Regions from separate parts of the Homo sapiens genome. Here region 2 is linked to region 1. Evidence: chromatin contacts called from ENCODE Hi-C or POLR2A ChIA-PET data. All regions are on one chromosome and are shown on one strand. The core of a region is the stretch at or near the end of the contact, and the rest is flanking DNA. Distances in the headings are between cores, read along the strand shown. Region 1 has its middle 110 kb from the start of IYD. Region 2 overlaps LOC105378054 (a long non-coding RNA gene).

Region 1 (6,824 bases), core at 2,057-4,556:
ACTTACTCTTAGTTCCCTCTAGATCTGGTTGTTAAAAAGAGCCTGGCACCTCCTCCCCTCTCTGTCTTACGTCCTCTCTTGCCATGTAACAAGCCGGCTCTCCTTCTGCCGTGATTGGAAACTTCTGAGGTCCTCACCAAAAGAAGATGCTGGTGCCATGCTTCCTATACAGTCTGCAGAAGCACGAGCCAAATAAACCTCTTTTCTGTATAAATTGCCTGCCCTCAAGTACTTCTTTATAGTAACACAAACAGCCTAAGACAATCACCTAAAGTCTCCATAAAAGATTGTGTGCTGTGCAAAATCAGCTTTTGGAAACCTAAGCTGTTTTTGACATGACTGCTGTTTAGCAAGAGAGTGGCAGGTCCACAGCTACTGGACACATCCCCATCCCTACTCAGCCACCCTATTTTTGCCTCTGAGTGAAAGGTTCTGGGGCTTCCCTCTGCTTCCTGGGAACCTTTCCTGGAATCTAGCCACTTTGAGAGTGAGCCTGTGTAGTCATGAGTCATATCTGTCCCTCTATGGCCCCTATCTACTTCCTTTGACTCTTGTCTTTGGGTGCTCAGAGTCAAGGAGTCAGCACGCTTCAGTGCTGCTGCATAGCCTAAGAGAGAAGTGCTGTGGGTGGCAGGGACCCTTGTCTGTTGTCTAAGAAAACAAAACTCCTATCGGGTAGTTGGAACTTTCTGAAAGCCATTTTCAAATTGGACACAAGCATACCACTATTTTCCCCTACTGGTTTCTCTTTGCTTGAATTAATTTTAACCCAAATAGTCCTGGAGAATTATTCCTCAGAACTAGTCTCATTTCCTTGAGGGCTTGGGGTACAACCCACTGTGTGTTTGTAATTTGCCTGTGAAAATGGAGTGGCTTCTCAGTCTTCTATGAGTGAGAAAGAACAGTGCAGGCTTCATGGAGTTCCCACCCAACCCCACTCAGAAACAAATGCTGGAAATGCTTCACTAATAGCCTTCTTGTGCGGCCATGAAGGCCAACCAGTTCTCTCTTGCTGACTGGAACATCTTGCCTGGGGATGGATTGTTCTTTTAAGACTGGATTGTTCTCTGCCTCCCGTGTCTCTGTGGGTGTTCCCATCACAACACATTAGCAGACATTTCAATAAGACTGATACTAGAACAGCTACAAACGAAGTCCTTGAGAAACCTGCTTTTCTGTTGTTTTATTGAGTCAATTGGATAAATAAGGGCAGATTAGTGTCTGGTGTGTGTTTTCTTCATGCTCAGTCTCCTTGGTGGGGTGTAAATGAAACTAGCGGGGTGGGCTTCTTTGGGCTCACCTTGTTCCAGTGGATTCTAGGAGGTAATTAGTTCCAGCAAGCACAGGGGGTAAAGAAGAGTGCATTCTAAACATAGGCGCTGTATAGACTTAATTGTAATTCAGTGTTCAAGTTGTTAGGAGACATTTCTACATGGTTCTCATGTTTCTGCATGTCTTGTGAGTGAGACTGCCTTTGTTCCAGACCCTTTTTTCAAGAACGTTTATATGTATAGCAAACAGTCTTGGAAGTTAGAGATAGTGTCTCCATGCAGAGCAAAGCTGTCTATTATAAAAGATATGGGTTCCCTAAGTGTCGAGCCCCTTTCCTGGGATGCGACCCACTGCATGCACGGGCGTCATCTGTCCTTCTTTGCAACACCCTAGGAGAACTGGGGCTCGAGAAGTGCCACTACTCTAGCCACTGCTATTGCTGTAACTGTCCTTCCTCTCTGACTCAGGAATGTAGCATCTTCTACCAGCATCTATGAAACTGACAGGCTAATTTGTTAGCTTACAGTAATGTAAAACCTTAGACCCTATACAAGTCTTGACAATGGTCAGTTGTCTTGGTCTCTTTCAATAGGACTTGAATCATTTTTGTCATTAATAGACATTTTCTTATATTTAGACTCTGATTGATTAATCATTTTCAAATGCATAGGGTCGGAAGTTTCCTTTAAAGAGATTTCATGCCTGGAAGTGGTTGTTCTGTGGAAGGAATTTAATTTCACAAAAGCCACCTTTTCTTTTCCTCGTTGTTGGTAACGTGAAGCGAATGTTGCCTGGGGTGAAAAGACTCATGAAAGAGAGATGGAGAGATGGACTGTCCTGGGAGTTTACAGCAAAATTACCCAGTAGAGTGAGGCAGAGAAGACAAGCAAAGATTCTTGCCTCGAATCTTTCTGTTTAAAATATGTATCTACATAATATGAGTGGTGCATCATCACTGGCAATTTTGAAATTCCCCAGTTAATCTCTAGAAGCAGTTTTGTGAACTTACTTGCAGTATCACGGCCCACCCAGTGGTTACCAAAAATAGAAATTGAAGTCAGGGAATATCTGAGGCTACCAGATTGATTCTATTCAGGTCGCTAAATGATTCACATAAAGTGTAACCCAACACACCCTCCGGGTCACAAGATGCTTGAGGGTGAGTGATTTACTATTTGGTTTTCTGTTATTAGTAGCACAAAATTACTCCTTTGGTGTTGATTAGATTTTTAAAAGGGAACATTTCTAACTCAGACCTCCTTTCTGATAGCTCATGGATAAGGGACAAATAAGCTTATTTGTCTTTTCTTAAATATCCTTCTACAGCACTTAGGGTAGCACCTTGCTCTTTTTGGCTGTAATCTCAACATGGGGAATCAGTATGTGTAATCTATAGTGTTTCATCCTCACGGAATACCCCAGAGCCATAGAGAATCACCTCTTTCTGTAATTGGTAATGAGAGAATTAACCAAAACCTCTCAAACTGATTTAAAAAAAATGCATAGTTTTTTTTTCTCCTAATCTTATTTTCTATCTGAAACATCTGTGCTTATTTGAGAGCTGGGAAACTCGCTACTTAAATCTTTAATCTAGGATGTCTTAAAATTATAGTTCATGTGGACTTAGTGAGGTCCTCATAATCTCTGAAACTGTGTAGGAGATGGAACTTAGAAAGGAGAGACAGATTGAGGTGAGCCACACATAGAGCAACAGAGAGAGATGGTGATCCCAAGACAGGATGCTGGAATGAAGAGAGCCAGAGAGTAGCAGACAGGCATGAGCATGTGTGGGAGGGTCCATGCCACATTGGGGTCTCAAAGTGTCCATACCTCGAACAGGTGAAGAGCCAGGACCCAGAGCCTTGGAGCCCAGGCCCACAGGAGACTGCAGCCACCCAGGGAGCCAGGGCTCGGGTGTCCCAGGAATAGCCAGGGTCAAGCTCTGCCTCCCATCCTCAGGCTCAGCCTTCACCTTGATCGGATTTCCTGGTCTCCTTCATTCCCACATCATCCACTCTGCTGAATTCCTTCCATAGATGATCACTTCTCCCCAGGACACCGCCCCAGCAGCAAGTAACAGCCTGCCTGGCAGCGAGCCTTGCACGGGCCCATCCCCACCCGCTCACAGGCACACACTGGCTTGTTCAGGAGGTGGGTTCCAGCTCTCTTCTTCCTCCCTGCACTCCATGTTGGGTTGCTTCGCCTGTGGGTTCTCATGCTTACAAGCCCTTGGTGTAACTTTGCCTCCAACCCGTTCAGCATCACGTCAACTTCAATTGCCAATGCCCTAACCCACTCCCTTATGCTTCCATCATCTTGTTTAGGCTATCAGACAAACAAATTAAGACAGACATGTGAATACTGCCATGCAATACAGAGCAATGGATGGGAGGAAAGTCCATATTTTGTCGTCTTATCTCCAGGAAGAAATGAAGGCGGGAAGAGTAAGAATGATGCCCTGTTCCTTAACAAAACACTTTGTGCATTCTTTATTGTGTCATAGCTGTGCAAGGAAACAAAGCTATTGCATTTTATTTGGGCTGGAAATGTAAAATCTTTAAAATATAACTTTTAGAAGGAAGGCAGTTGCTCTTTTTCCTCGTGTCTTATCATGAGAGTCATTTGATCCAAGATACTGCTCCTTAACTTACGCTTTTTATTTGGAAGAAACACTAACGATACTTCTTAGGGATATTGTACAGAGAAAGTAGGTTGCACATTTAACCTTAGGAACAGAAACTGCTGTTGCTTAAGTACCGCTCACCCTTTCACCACCTGAGATGAAGAATGACTCAACCATATGATGAAACAGAGAAAGCCATGTTTCTAATGAGGCCAGAGCCTGAAGGCAGAAACCCTTCAAGAGCTGAATTTCCCATTTTGTTGCCAACAACAAATAAACTCAGTGTTCCTTCAATGACGATTAATCCGGCAAAAACCATGCAGAAATGAAGGAGCTTTAAAATGATCATCATTCATCAACCCAACCATCTCCCTTGGATACCCACTTCATTACTAAGAGAGTAATTATTTTTGTGTTGTCAGTTTTAGGGAAAAGCCCTTGAGGATTATTCATTGGTAATTGGAAAAATAAATGTTAATGTCTTCTGTGGATTAGGAAAGAATGTTTTATGACTAACTGTTTAGACGCTTCTGTTGCATTGCCTGAGTTTGGAAGCTTCATTGGTTTTCCAGCCAAGGCTTCATAAAAGCTTTCAAATTACCTGTAGCTGTCAGAGAGGAGTCTCCTCAAGGAGATGGATGAAGCTTGCCCACGATGCCGCATTCCAGGTTTTTGTAATAATGCTGTGGCAGCCCCATCTTTCTCCCGACTTTTATTTTATTTTATTTTATTTTCTTGAGATGGAGTCTCATTCTGTCACCCAGGCTGGAGTGCAAATGTGCAATCATGGCTCACTGCAACCTCTGCCTCCCAGGTTCAGGCAATCCTCCCACCTCAGCCTCCTGAGTAGCTGGGACTACAGGCGTGCACCACTATGCTGGCTAATTTTTCTATTTTTTGTAGAGACAGGGTTTCACCATGTTGCCCAGACTGGTCTCACTCTTGGACTCAGGCAATCCTGCCTGCCTTGGCCTCCCAAAGTGCTGGCCCCGACTCTTCTTAAATTGTGGTCCCAAGGCCAAGCTGTAGTGCCAGTGATTTTCCTCATTGAGGAAATGAGCTCAGGTTATTAGAAGTGATGAAGTCAGCAGGCCCCCACAGGATGAGGTTTTAGTAGCCACAGGGCTTGAGGTGCAGCCTCTGGGAACCCAATCTCTTGATCTACAAGGGTGGCTCTGGGGAATGTGAAAAAATTGGACAAAAATACTATCTAGCCCCAGCAGGAAGGATTAGGGTGGCCCTTGACAGTGTGGAGTGGTAAATACACCCATAAAAATATGTTGAAGAATGAGGGGCCGGGGTGGAATTGGCTTCCCTCTGTAATATATTGACAAAAGGGCCGGGTTTAGTTTTTCTCTGCAGAATGGTCCAAAGCAGTTGTGGCAAGAACAGGCCCAGGAAGAGCTGGAGTCTCCCTCTTACTATTAATTTTGGATGACCCCATGCAGCACCCATTCAGCCTGTCCAGCTCACATGACTACACACAGGTTTAATCAAGAATCTCTTCCCAGCCGGGGGCAGTGGTTTACGCCTATAGTCCCACACTTTGGGAGGCCGAGGTGGGCAGATTGCTTGAGCTCAGGAATTTGAGACCAGCCTGGGCAACATGGCAAGACCTCTTCTCTACAAAAAAAATATGAAATATTAAGCAGCATGGTGGTGTGTGTCTATAATCCCAGCTACCTGGGAGGCTGTGCTAGGAGGATCACTCAGCCCGGCGGTTGAGGCTGCAGTGAGCTGTGATCGCGCCACTGCACTCCAGCCTGCGTGAGAGAGTGAGAGCCTGTCAAAAAAAAAAAAAAAAAAAAAAAAAAGAAGAAGAAGAAAAGAAAGAGAAAGGAAAAGAAAAGAATCTGCAAGCTCAAACCGCAAGTAATGGGGCCATCAGCTACCTTTTATTGAGCGCTTACCGTGCCACGTACCGTGCACTTGAGTTTATTGTCCACAGAATCTTCATAGTTACACTTGCCTCAGGAGGGGATTGTCTTTCCCATTATATAGATAAGGAAACTGAGGCTTGGAGAGAGTAAGTACTGTAAGGTCATACATTCAGTAGATGATAAAGCTTCTATTTCAAGGCCAGTGATCTGATTACAAAGCCAATTCTGCTAAACTGTGTATAGCTAGTGCTTATACATGGAACTTAGACTCCAAGTTAGACTGTTACCTGGGATAGGGAGGCATGGGTGATCATGTCTTTTGCCTCTTATTTTATCTTGTATATTGTATTAGTCTGTTTTCATGCTGCTGAGAAAGACATACCTGAGACCAGGTAATTTATACAGAAAAAGGGTTTAATGGACTTACAGTTCCACATGGCTGGAGAAGCCTCACAATCGTGGCAGAAGGGAAGGAAGAGCAAGTCACATCTTATGTGGATGTCAGCAGGCAAAGAGAGAGCTTGTGCAGGGAAACTCCCCCTTATAGAACCATCAGAGCACATGGGACTTATTCACTATCACGATAACAGCACAGTAAAGACCTGCTTCTATGATTCAGTTACCTCCCACCAGGTCCCTCCCACAACACGTGGGAATTCAAGATGAGATTTAGGTGGGGACACAGCCAAACCATATATCATATATGTATTAAGGTAAGCCCTAAATTAGGTGCTAGATTAAGCAGTCTGTGGTTCAGGTACACTGATCTGAATATTTCCTCCACAGAACACATTAATCAAACCATGCAAATATATTGCAGGGAAGGGTCTTGCCCAGAACACATTGCAAGGGGGTTAGGGGCAGGGGAGTAGGGTATGGTCTTCATTGTGATTTTCTGTGGGGCTCTAGTGGACTACGGGAGACTGACAGAGTGAAAAGAATACTTGGGCCTATTATAGCCCAGCCTGGTGTCTGAGCAAGTGATTTAATCTGTCTGGCCTTCTTGGGATTCTCTTTATCTATAAACTTAAGAACACTTACCCTGACAA
Region 2 (6,824 bases), core at 2,673-5,172, 42 kb after region 1:
AGGAGAGACAAGAGCTACTGAAACCCTGAGTGGCCACTTCTGTTTCTCCTTATCCTGTCTAAGCATCTCCCTGGATGCTTAGCATTGTGGGTGGAAGGGACCTGGCCAGCCTACACAGTGGAAGTTATCCTCCAATACTGAGATTTTCCAGTCTCATTACTCACCAATGCTCACTCAGGCAGGAAATGTTGCTTATACAGGTGCCAGGCAACCCCATACCTCTTTCACTCATCTCCCTTAATTATTGCAAAAGGCTTTGGGGTCCACTATTTGGTTGAGGAGAGTGTGGTGTCATCAGAGGTGTGAGAAAGCCTCACCTCCATTACCTGGGAGGCAGAGTGTCAGGGACAGAGAAGGCCTTGCTTTGGCCACAGGCCCCAAGCTAAGGGACCTTAGCTCTCTGGCAGCCCATGGAGTGGGCCCTGCCCAGTCCATACCACTGTCTATTTCCCTCACGAGTGGGACAGAGGCCCTGTGCCTGGATCCTTGGGGACGCATTTGCTCTACCCCGTTCTTCTTTCCAAAGGGCTCCCCAGAGAGATGCAGAACGGAGGACATGCTCCATCCAAGACAGGGTCATGCTCAGCCTGAGTGTGACTTGCACAGTTTCCTCTGCCTTTTCCCCCGTTATCTACCCCATAAGGAGACTTTAGTGTTTTTTTATTTTTCCCATAATACCCTGCCTACTCCATAAGATTTTCCATGAAGATCAAACATGCATAAAAGTCCATTGTAGATGGTAGATCACTCTACTGATGTTATTATTATGACTAATAATAGTAGCTTCAAAGGGGCCCAGTGTTTCCACTTGATTTTCTTTATGCTGTGACTGTTTTATCTTGAAGAATTTTTCTTTTTGCTCACAGGTATTTATATCAGCCAGAGTCCCAGCAGGAAGATGGCATCTTCCACAAGATAAGTGGGCCAAGTTTAAAGATGAGATGATCTACACAGGTCTGGGCAGGGCTATGGGGTTCCCCAGGGGTGGAGGTGCCCCAGGGAGGGGAGTAGCACTAGCACTAAGCCTGAGAGTGCAGCCTGTGCAGTCACCTGTCAGTGCTCAGAGAGTCCCCGTGCTTCGTTTAACCCTCTGCTGTCACATTCTTGAAATCTCGAATACTTTTTGAACAAGGGTTTTTGCATTTCATTTTGGCCTTGGGCCCTGCAAATAATGTAGCCCATCTGCTTCGACCTCCTCCAAGTCTGAAGAGACAAAGGGAGGAAGGAATGACATTGGTTGGAGCCCAGCTATGGGAAGGGCTGTTTAATAGGGTCTGTTGTCTGAGGCCAGGCGCAGTGGCTCATGCCTGTAATCCCAGCACTTTGGGAGGCTGAGGCGGGAGGATCACCGAGGTCAGGAGTTCGAGACCAGCCTGGCCAAGATGGCGAAACCCCATCTCTACTGAAAATACAAAAATTAGCCAGGTATTGTCATGCATGCCTGTAATCTCAGCTATGTGGGAGGCTGAGGCAGGAGAATCGCTCAAACCTGGGAGATAGAGATTGCAGTGAGCCGAGATGGCACTGCTGCACGCCAGCCTGGGCAACAGAGCAATACTCTGTCTAAAACAAAAACAAAAAACAGGGTCTGTGGCCCAATACAGCAGCTACCATCATAACTGAGGCTTCCTATGGAGGAAGAGGGTATAAATTCCCTGGCTCTTTCTCCTCCACCCTCATGAATCCTGCCAGTGCCTCCCACTGGCTGAAACGCACGAGAGCCTGTAAATTCCCCAGGCACAGAACGAGGATGTGAACTGCAGGTAGAAGACCTGGAGGGGGAAGGGAGACTAACGGCACACATGTATGCAAAGAATCAAACGATCTGCCCTTCCGCAGCCTGCAGGCTCCTACCTGTATGGCACCTTCCTGCTCAGCCTCTAGAAACCACACCATCCTCCAGGACCATCCCAACATCTTTGCTGCCCATCCAGCTTGTTCACCTCCTCTGAGCCACTTGTATAGCATATCTGATCTGACTCCATATATTTATGCATTTAAAACTGTATAAATAATTTTAAAAATTTAAAGGACATACTTGAGGACCATCTGAGATACGGAAATGAGAAGCACAGTCCCTGCTGGGGTAAACAGCTGCCCACAGTTGGTTCACACTCTTGGCTGGTCCCCTTCTAAGTGAGTCTAGCCTTAGCCATGTGACTTGTTTGGCCAATGGGACAACAGCAAATGTAACACAAGTAGAGGGTTGAAACGTGCGTGCACATCGAGTCCTGCCCTGTCTTGCTGCTGAAAACTGCTGCCACCACGTGAACAAGACTGGGTTGATCACATGAAGGATAAGAGGTCCTAATTATCCCAGCAATCCACACCATGCCCGCTGAGGCCCCAGAAGCCCAAGGGAGGCCACAGAGACCATCCAGCACTACACAGCTGGCCCAGACCAGAAAATCCTCCCTCAAGGAACTTAAAGAATAGTCCTGAACCTGCAGGAGACAGATGTGTGGGCCAACAGTGACAGAGAGCACAGCAGTTACTTTGTCAGAGGCTTGTGTGGGTCAAGTGTGCAGAGCAGGGGAGCGTGGAGGGGGCCTGTGGGGACAGGAAGGACTGACAGAGGCCACCACATAGGAGCTGAGACCTGCAGAAGGAGCAGACGCTGGCAAGTGTACCAGCAGCAGGAGGATGCTCCCAGTGTTGGAGGACCCCAGATGCAGGTAGACATGAGGCAGACCTTGGCATCTGAGGGCTCTGCAGGAATCGTGTGCTGCTAAGGGGAACCTATGAGATGGGCTCACCCTGAAACAGAGATGCTTCCTGCAGCCTGGCGCGGAAACTCAAGGGAAAGATTGGCCAACTGATTGTTCTCTTAAATATTCGGTTTGACTTTCCAGGTTTTTATTACTTTTTATTACCCACATTTGGTGCGAGGGCAAATCTGTTTATAGACACCATCGGCAGGGCCTTTGTGAGCAAGTCTGGGACTCTGCGAAAAAATTCTTTGGGAGCCAGCAAGGGCATATGTGTATGATATAGACCACCCAGGCACCCACCAGACCCCCAAGTTATTTGTACTTTCATCCTTCCACCCTGCTGGGCAATTTAAAGTGATTCGAGATGAGACTTAAGGTTGTTAGTTATTCAGCTGGTCTTGAAACCACCTTTGCAAAGATTATGACAGTAAGAAAAGTCTAGGTGGCTGACTCCATCTTGCTTCTAGCCTCACAGGCTAGCTGTCCTTGCTCATTCCTGGGCATAGGCCAAGCTAACCACAGGATGAATTTAGTTTATAATTTAGCTTTGAAGCAAGAATGATAATAGTTCCTTCCTAAAATAGATCCCCTCCTGGCTCAGAGACTGACACTGCCTTTGTAAAACTAATGAAAGGCCATGAAATTAGGATTATGGGAGGGGCCGAATTCTGCTAAAATGTAGCTATAATTCCTAGCTGCTCAAGAGTCATGTGGCCACAGATCACAAGACTAGTGACTTCCCCCAATAGCTCCCTAGTAATGTCACTATTGTGGAGCCTAAGATTGGTCTTTTGAAATGTTTTTCAGACTTTTGCATTCTGGTGATCAACAGACTCCACCCAGACCCATGACTCATGACTCAGTCAGTTCTGTGGCCCCACCCAGAGGTGGACTCATTGCACAAGGGCCCTTTTCCACACCCTTATGATTTCATCTCCGACCAATCAGCAGCACCCATTCCCTAGTCCCCTGCCCATGAGACTGTCCATAAAAGCCTAGCCTCTGAGTTCTTGGGAGACTGATGTGAATAATAAACTCTCAAATACTGCTTGGCTAGCCTTGAGATAATTAAACTCTCTACTGCAATACTGCTGTCTCGCAAAAAGGATCCATGGGTATCTATATTCTCTCTCTCTCTTACATTCTCTCTGTCTCTCTCTCTCTATTTTTGCAGTTCCCAGGGAACACTGGAAAATGCAGTTTGTAGGGAAACATCTTTCTTTCCAGCTCTTTTGATGCCAATAGCAACAAAGAGGCCACATGACATGCTCTGTGCTTCTTGGAGCAGAGCCCAGGGTCTAGTGGTTAACAGGGACAACTAAACTGTACTCTTCGGCCATCATATCCAGGATGCCACATACCATGCCTGGAAAAAAGTCCTCACTCATGCTTATTCTTGCTGTCACTCTCATCTCTCTTGACCCCTTCTATGACAGTTCAACACAATTCACACTTTGTTATTGTGTGAAAGAAAAAAAAATTTTTTTTCCTCATGAAGATCTTGAAGAGAGCTGTTTCTGAGCGATCAACCTGACTGTTGCAAGAAGGCATGTGTTGACATGTTGATATGACTGTGCTTTTCTTTCTTTTCATTGTGATTTGCTTAGTGGGGCAGCAGACAGAGAGGTGGGGCAGAGATCCCTGTGATCCTCAGAGGGACTGTGAAGGGCTGGGACTGCTGCCTTAGACCAAGTTTTCTTGTCAATTGCAATGTCTGCGTCAAAATTTTTCTCCAAATGATGGTGGAGATCCAGCACCTCAGCAGCGAGAATTTGCCACGTGAAACATAAACCAAATTATGCAAAACCCATAAGACATGTGAGCCATCTGGGGGATAAGGATGTCTTCCCAACCAAGACTGGAAATTCAGAAGCTAAAATGAAAAAAAGTAGACTTATTTCTAAAATTTAAAATAAATACGAAATTTTTATGGCAAAATGCAACATAAAGTCATCAAGCAGGACATTTGGGGGAAAATGATAATGCAGAGGACAAAGATATTACATTTACACAAAGAGATTTTATAAATCAACAAGGAGAAAAGTATGAATAATTATAGCATTTGTGAACTTATTAGCAACCTAGTAAATATTTTTAAAAAGATTATACCCTATGACTTAACATTCCAGGATATGTGTATGAGGATATTTGCTAAGCTTTATTCAATATGGCAAAGCAAAACAAAACAAAACAAAAAATCTTGAAGCATTTACTGAGCACATTCTGCATGGCAGAAACTGTGTTAAGTCCTCATTCAACTGTTTGAACAGCACAATGAGTCGGCCATTAGACACAGCCCCTTATTAGGATGAGAAACTCTAGACTCAGAGAAGGCAAGCAATTCAGTCAAGATTATACAAAGAAGCTACATGGCAGTAAATGCCAGATATGAAAAAAGATGAAGCTAAAAATGAAAAAAAAAGAATAACATCAAGAAATGTAAAAGACAGAACTAAAACTTAAAGCTAAGGCCAGGAACGGTGGCCCACACCTGTCTTCCCAGCACGTTGGGAGGTTGAGGTAGGCAGATCGTTTGAGCCCAGGAGTTTGAGACCAGCCTGGGCAACATGGTGAAACCCTGTCTCTACAAAAAATACAAAAATTAGGGCTGGGCGCCATGGCTCATGCCTGTAATCCCAGCACTTTGGGAGGCTGAAAGGTCAGGAGATCGAGACCATCCTGGCTAACATGGTGAAACCCCGACTCTACTAAAAATACAAAAAAATTAGCCAGGCGTGGTGGCGGGCGCCTATAGTCCCAGCTACTTTGGAGGCTGAGGCAGGAGAATGGCGTGAACCCAGGAGGCAGAGCTTGCAGTGAGCCGAGATTGCGCCACTGCACTCCAGCCTGGGTGACAGAGTGAGACTCCATATTAAAAAAAAAAAAAAAATTAGCCAAGTGTGGTGGTGCACACCTATGGTCCCAACTACTTGGGAAGCTGAGGTGGGAGTTTTGCTTGAGCCCGGGAGGCAGAGGTTACAATGAACTGAGATCACGTCACTGTACTCCAACCTGGGCAACAGAGCAAGGCTGTCTCAAAAAAAAAAAAAAAAAAAAAGTAGAAGGTAAATACAAAGATAAAAAGCAAAGAACCAGAAAGTAAAAAGCAAGAGAGAAAAATGAGGTTTAGAAATTTCCATTTTCCCTTTGACTTTGTGTCTTAAAAGATAAAAAATAAAGAGATTTAGAATTTTTTTTTAAAAAAAGAATTAAGAAACAAAACAGTAAAACATAAACTAAGAGTGACAATATTTTTTAAAAGAGAAGACAGAGATAAACGAAGAGCTTAAAAAGCATGGGAATAAGAAATAATAAAAGGCTTAGTAAAAAGTTGGCGTGAAAGGTGACCCACCCACGGGCCGAGCCCTACCCATTCACTGAGCCTGGGAAATGACATTCAGCAGCAGGTGGAGGAGCAGCTGTTTTCTGTCACCCAGCTCTCAAGGGCCTGGGCTGGTTGTAGCTCCCTGTCACTGAAGCAAGCCCTGTGCTGGAGCCTAACCCCGGTGTCTCTCCAACTAACCCGCATGCTGCCCTGGCCCCTGGTATTCTCACCTCCTCCCATGGGAACCTGGGACAGCCACGCCTAATGTGCTGCGTCTTGACCACTTTGCCCAGTGCCTAGGAAGGTCTTTTTGGAGGCAGAGCCTGCCCTTGGCTGGGCCCTGCATCGAACTCTATGGAGCTCCTTGAACTGCAACGCTGGCCCCATGGCCTGATAAGGACCACTGCTACTGAGAAGCTCCAAGGACTGCTCCCTCTCATCACCCCTTAGTGTGCACCCCTGGACCATTGGCCCACATTGGACACCAGACCCTTAGGATGTGGATTTGAATTATCTGCTCTTTCCTGAAACTAACAGGTAATATTGGGGCAGAGGAGAAGGAAGGATGTCAGACAATATTTCATTTATCATTATTATTATTTTTAGAAGGAGTCTTGCTCTGTCACCCAGGCTGGAGTGCAGAGGTGTGATCTCGGCTCACTGCAAACTCTGCCTCCTGGGTTCGAGGGATTCTCCTGCTTCAGCCTCCCAAGTAGCTGAGATTACAGGCACCCGCCACCACGCCTGGCTAATTTTTTTTTTTTTTCTTAGTAGAGACGGGTTTTCAC

The links. A loop is a pair of places that touch in the nucleus more often than their neighbours do. ChIA-PET counts read pairs that join two places held with the same protein, here RNA polymerase II (POLR2A). Pooled maps may share reads with other maps.
Region 2: a map of mammary epithelial cell shows a loop between it and region 1 (7-fold over the local background). The contact joins two enhancer-like sites. A Hi-C loop is called at or near these places in 2 of 168 maps with a recorded cell type or tissue (MCF 10A and mammary epithelial cell) and 8 of 50 pooled maps. POLR2A ChIA-PET finds 5 or more read pairs at or near these places in 4 of 52 experiments (MCF 10A, OCI-LY7, RWPE1 and 1 more).

What each region holds. Positions count from the first base shown.
Region 1 is chr6:150,252,670-150,259,493 of GRCh38, forward strand. No RefSeq gene overlaps it. Among named protein-coding and RNA genes, the nearest start is that of IYD, 110 kb to the right of the region's middle. Within about 2 kb of position 3,307, at least 3 of the 41 ENCODE cell types and tissues checked have a DNase peak (open chromatin) inside an H3K27ac peak, as active enhancers do; they include mammary epithelial cell, where a contact is called at or near this core.
Region 2 is chr6:150,293,914-150,300,737 of GRCh38, forward strand. LOC105378054 (a long non-coding RNA gene) reads left to right here. Exons shown (of 3, transcript XR_943109.3): 2 at 867-954. Among named protein-coding and RNA genes, the nearest start is that of IYD, 72 kb to the right of the region's middle. Within about 2 kb of position 3,923, at least 2 of the 41 ENCODE cell types and tissues checked have a DNase peak (open chromatin) inside an H3K27ac peak, as active enhancers do; they include mammary epithelial cell, where a contact is called at or near this core.